Linked DNA regions of Homo sapiens: region 1 is linked to region 2. The links are chromatin loops, found by intact Hi-C in ENCODE. Cell type or tissue: PC-9. All regions are shown on one strand. Each heading gives the region's core, and the rest is flanking DNA. Links, peaks and the distances in the headings are about the cores only.

Region 1 (2,917 bases), core at 190-2,689, 100 kb after region 2:
GACATCCTTTTTACCCCTTCTCACCTCTGTTTGACTGAAATTTGAGCTGTAGTGGCTGGGGAGCTTGTCTAGAGATCCACCACTATCTCCTCAGAACCTAGAGCATTGCTGGCCCGTGATTCTTTAGGTAAGTTCATGAGAGAATGAACAAATGAGTGTTGTGGGCTGGAAGGGGCTGCTTGTATCATTGATGTTTGTGCTGTGGGTTGCCCAAGGACAATGGGCAGGTCTGGAGAACTTTACTAGTTCTGGAGATAGAGAAATTAAAATAAAGTTGTAATTAATTTGCTTTTTCTCAGCAGTTGACTTTTAGAATAAGGAGATATGAGTTGTATGAAAACAACCTGAATGAGCAAATATTTATTTTTAAAAAACCCAAACTCCAGAATATGTTTTAGACAGCTTTGTTGATACATAATTCACATATAAACAATTCACCCACTTAAAATGTACAATTTAGTGGGTTTTTAAAGAATATTTATAGGGTTTTGCAACCATCCTTACAATCAAATTTTGGAACATTTCTGATTCCCTTAAGAAAAACCTGAACACAATTAGCAGTCACTCCCCATTCCCACCTCTCCCCAGCTCCTGAAAACAATGAATCTGGCCGGGTGTGGTGGCTCATGTCTGTAATCCCATCACTTTGGGAGGCCGAGGAGGGTGGATCACCTGAGGTCAGGAGTTCAAGACCAGCCTGGCCAACATTTGATTTCTTTTGTTTGCTATCCTGTCTTCCCTCAATACTCTAATCTCAGTGATGTCTGTCTCTGTTAAGCATCTATAGAGTCTAAGCTACCTATTTTTCATTTGCTGGGTTATTATATTAACTTTCTCAATCTCTCCCTACTACATTATTATGCCATTCATATCCCCACCACAAAACAGAGTTTGCCCTGTGTAGCCCCTGTTGACAGTGTGCATTGCTCAGTCATCTTCAACATGATTTCCCTGCAGTGGTATAAGATTCAGAAGCCTCCAAAGAGAGTTACAGCTCTCAAAAGCCGGATGTGGATTGCATTCCAAGTTAGAAACTTTTCAGGTGCTGAAATGCCAGATGGAGGAAGCCAAGTGGAACATTGGTGGTGTCAGAAAGAAATAATAAGCACTCCCAGGATGACACTTGGGTTTGTCTCTGTAGCAGGACGCTTATCTCTCGGCAGTGGTGACTCACTGGCCATAATTGACAGCTGGAACAATTGTGGGTAGGAGAGATAGGCTTGCCACCCAGTTAGAGACTAAGCAGCTGGGTTTTGATTATTTTCAGGGAATGTGTGAGCAAATCTTATGGTTTGGTGAGTTTTATCATCAGTGTTTGTCGGCCTTTCCTTCTCTGCTGGGACAGTGAAGCCGCAGCTGAAGTGGTTGTGAATTGTCAGCCATCACTTTGGTCACAGTGTAGAGAACCATTTTCTTTTTCTTTTCTTTTCTTTTTTTTTTTGAGATGGAATTTTGCTCTTGTTGCCTAGGTTGGAGTGCAATGGTGCAATCTCGGCTCGCTGCAACCTCTGCCTCCTGGGTTCAAGTGATTCTCCTGCCTCAGCCTCCCGAGTAGCTGGGATTACAGGCGCCTGCCACCACGCCCAAGTAATTTTTGTATTTTTTTAGTAGAGACAGGGTTTCACTGTGTTGGCCAGGCTGGTCTTAAACATCTGACCTCAGGTGATTCAGCCACCTCAACCTCCCAAAGTGCTGGCATTACAGGCGTGAGCCACCGCAGCTGGCCTGGATAATCATTTTCTATTGAGAATGACCACTGTACTTTCAGCAGAGTCCTGAGTGAGCACTTCTGCAAGAATTGTTTTGTGGCTTAAGGCATGGTTTGTTTGGGCCATTGTTTCTCCATTTTGAGGGCTTCAGATCTCAAGGATTTAGGTGTCTCTACCAGATAAAGCTGAAACCAGTGACTTGATAGAGTTGTTCTGGTCTCTCATGTGTCACCGTTTTGAATTTTCCCTTAAATCTTCTCAGTCCCCTCTCTTGGCGATGGATACCTAAAGCTGACCAACCATTCTCACCATTGGATTATAAATATTTGTGTGTGTGTGTGTGTGTGTGTGTGTGTGTGTGTGTATGTATGTGTGTATATGTATACATTGTAGCTATTATCCTTGCAGATGTAGTTGCATATAATTTTTTTTTCTTAGAGTGAGGAGATGAAGAAAGTGAGATCTAGGACAAAGCCTATTTAAAGACCAAACACAGGCAAATTTTTCAATACCATGAGATACTGGGTATTTTTTTTTTCCTTGGGTGGACCAGGCTGAGGGTGAGATAAAGATGGAGACAGAAAGGAAAGATCCAGAAGGACATTGCTGTGGAGCTCTAGTCAGTGGGGCCATCATGGATATCTATCATTTTTGCCTGCCAGTATCTATTCTAGCTAGAGCACTCTGATTTTACTTTGGGAGAAACCACTGCCTCTCATTGGATTTATGTCTGGCAAGAGTCAATCATGGTGCCTGTCCTTCCCTGTTCAAAGCTGGAGCAACTGAAAACACCCTCCCTTTGCTTGAATCCTGGAACAGATGCAAAGAATCATCTAGGTCCCATTATCCCAAGGGCAGCTCCCTCTAGAGCTTCTTCATTAGGTCCTGACACCAGGATTTCCAGGGTTGCTCTGATTCCTGTCCATTCTGAAGTCCAAGTGTCCAACTTTTCTTTAATTATGTGAATTACCCCATATCCTTCTAGTTGGTTTTTTGTCTAAGTGGGCCTGAATTGGTTTTTGCCAGTTGCAACCAAAGGATCTCACTGATACACTGGGGTGCATCTGTATGAGGTCTTGGGTGGGCAGGAAGCAGTAGGCTGGACCTGAGAGACTAAGGGCTCGGGGTGAGACACCCTGGGAGAAGGGAAAGGGCACTAAGAAAAGAAGAGGGAGGCACCAACGGCACCCTTGTCCACCTAGAATTTG
Region 2 (2,917 bases), core at 218-2,717:
TGGGTTGGAGAGGAGTGGATGGGAGGCAGGTGCGGACTGAAGGCAGAGGCTAAGTAAGCCCTTACCTCTCTCATGTCTGTATCCCCATGCGTTGTGTACATTATTTGGCACACGGTTGGTACTTGATAAATATTTGTTGGATGAATAACTGAAAGAAGGAAAATGAAATTTCTGATTTGGGGTGGTGGATGCAAGGTTTTGGGGGGAGCCGTATCTGGGAGAGTTGTGCCTCTCTTCTGCCCCTGCCAGATTTGTCAACCCATGACCCTCATGGCTTCACTGGCTCATAAAAGTGAAGTGTCAATTAGGGAGACTGAGAAGGAAAGAAACACCAAAGAGCTGATATCACAGTAGTTAGGGAATGAGTGTTTCCAAAAGAAAGGAGTGATCAACACCGTTCCATGTAGTACAGATGTCCAAAAAGAGCAAGGTCCTTGAGTTGTGCCAGGTCTGAGGCTTCAGTGAGAACAGTTTGGTGGAGTGGCAGCTACAGACTCCAGATGGCAGTGAGCTGAGGAGTGAAGGGGAGGGAAGGAAGAGGCGTTCAGGAGGGTAGACATTCTTTCTAAAAGCTGGGCTTGAAGGGAAGAAGGGGAGGAGGCAACCTGAGAGGGACGCGTGATCAAAGGGATGCTTTTTTTCAAGGGTGGTAGGCTTATGAATTTGAGAAAAAAACAGCGAGGGAAGAGGTTAAAGTCACTAGGGAGAGATGGAATAAGAGAGATGGACTCAAATATAGATAATTACAATTCAGATACCATTTTTAGTTTGAAGTTTGAAATCTGATTTTTGAAAGAATGAGTAAGTGACAGCTAGGGAAGCAGTAAGGGGTGGAGGGGAGAATGCTGGATTGAGGGTAGGAAACCCGGGTTCTGGTCCCTGCACCTTTCCTGACCAACTGGGAGTGTCCTCAAGCTATCAATCTGCTCTGCGCGTTCGCTGTTTCACCTCCCAAACAAGCCAAGTTCTCTGGAATGATTTCCTTCAGCAAAAGAATTCTATGATTCAAAGTATTGTAAGCTTGGCAATATCTACATTTGAAGGTAAGACTCTTCCCAAAGTACAGTTTGCTTCCCTCATAAATTAGCTACTTCATTTTTGGAATTTTTGCTTTATTTATGTTACCTTTAAGAAGAATTGACATAGTAGGTGAGAAAGAACTTTGGAGACTGAAGAAGTAAAACAGTATGAAAGTCACATTTCTGGTTATTAATAATCATGCTAATATTCTTGACCTACGGACCTCACATGTTTTTCCTATTTTGTATATATTACCCCAGAGTAAGAAATCTTAGCAAAAGGAGAACCAAAATTAAATTAGCTCCTTATCTAAAGCTTTTAGATGCCCTGCTACAAACCTCTCAAGGATAATAAATGAATCACTTCCCTGTGGATGGTGAATTTATGGTTTGCACAATTATTTCCTCATGATTTAATTGAAAATATGAAAGATTAAGCACACAGATACCAGGGATTCTAATACAGGATTACATACTTCCATCCTTTGTGTCTGCAGCACTTGTGGCCTGGAAGATTTAAATAGAAATGCTTGCGAAAGATGATGAGTCAGATGTGGGGCTGGGCCATTCTAGGGCATATTGAAGCACGTGATCACTGGCTGGTGGATGCCATTTTCCAGGGTTCTGTGGAGAGCAGAAGGCTAGCAGTTGCCTTTCCCTACCTCTAGCTTCTTCCTAATCTTGCCCATCAGATCACCCTGCAGGATCTGGCAACGCCACCAACCGTTCACACCCTCAGGCCTGGCAGCACAGGAATTGGCTGGCTTGTTATAATATCAGCCTTATGAACCCACCCATTGCACAGCTCTCTCCTGAACTCTGTATTTCAGAGGCTCAACCAGTTGCGCCAGCTGGAAGCCTGACAACCATCTTCAGTCCTCTTTTTCTTTCTTCCCCCATGTACCATGCATCATCAATGACTGTGGATTTTGCCTCCTCCACAGCCTGTCTTCTGTAACCCCTTGCTCTTGCTGTGTTCATGAGCTGACTCCTCCTCTTTCAGCCTACTCCCTTCATATCCACACACTGCTGCCAGGGTGAAGTTCTGCACCCTGGCATTCAAAGTTCCTCCTGTTTTTGGCCTCAGATGCTTCTGGAGTCTGGTCTGTCATCCCTTTTACTTTCACATCTATTAATAGATCCCCACAAATGTGGTGGCTCCATTTTTGCCTGAACTGTCCTTGGTACATGGCTTTTCCTGCTGCCAGAACTTCATGGTTAATGTCAGCTTCCCTTTGAAGCCTTCCTAGTCCAGTTTCTCCAACCAGCTGAAGAAGGAATTGCTAGTTTCTTTGTTCTACTCCTCTTGTTGCACAGATTAGAGGTTCTACATCATATTTAGAGGTTTAGTTTAATCTATCATCACAATTAGACTCTGAGCTTTTTAAAGGCAGGGGACTAGGTCCTACACATCTTTGTATCTTAACGTCTAGTATATAATAGGCACTCAATACATACATAGTAAATGGAGCTGAGTTTTGTCTTATTCTTTCCCTCATCAGCTATCTAACTTTTTCATTTCTATTTTGAAAAATATGTTAATTAGAATAGAGAGATTTTTACACATATTTTAATAATACTAATACTAATATTACTACTAATAATAATTACTTTTGTGTATTATGTGCTTCCAAAATGCCAGGCACCATTCTAAGAATTTCACATACATTATGTCTTTTATTCCTCACAACAGCCAGGTGAATGAGGCATGATTGCCCTTATGTTATCTACCTGAAGAAACTTAACCTCAGAGATGATGCAATTGGTCTAAAGTCCCACAGCAAATAGACACTGGAACAGGCCTGCAGACCTGGGCCCACCAGGAGCGTGCAGCCTTAGTTGTCTTGCATGGGACTCTTATTAATTGAACTTACCATTTCTTGAATGTACTTTAGCAA

What was found. A loop is a pair of places that touch in the nucleus more often than their neighbours do. Peaks named below come from ENCODE experiments on the same cell type or tissue, not always from the same donor. Only the 100,000 strongest peaks of a DNase experiment are listed, where the experiment ranks them.
Region 1: it touches region 2 in a loop (3-fold over the local background); 3 of 110 quality-filtered maps call a loop at or near these places.

What each region holds. Positions count from the first base shown.
Region 1 is chr1:108,014,880-108,017,796 of GRCh38, reverse strand. No RefSeq gene overlaps it. Among named protein-coding and RNA genes, the nearest start is that of LINC02785, 48 kb to the left of the region's middle. In PC-9, for the core only: no CTCF peak of the experiment used is centred there; a DNase peak (open chromatin) is centred at 1,166.
Region 2 is chr1:108,117,299-108,120,215 of GRCh38, reverse strand. No RefSeq gene overlaps it. Among named protein-coding and RNA genes, the nearest start is that of LINC02785, 54 kb to the right of the region's middle. In PC-9, for the core only: no CTCF peak of the experiment used is centred there; a DNase peak (open chromatin) is centred at 1,485; H3K27ac peaks cover 621 bases.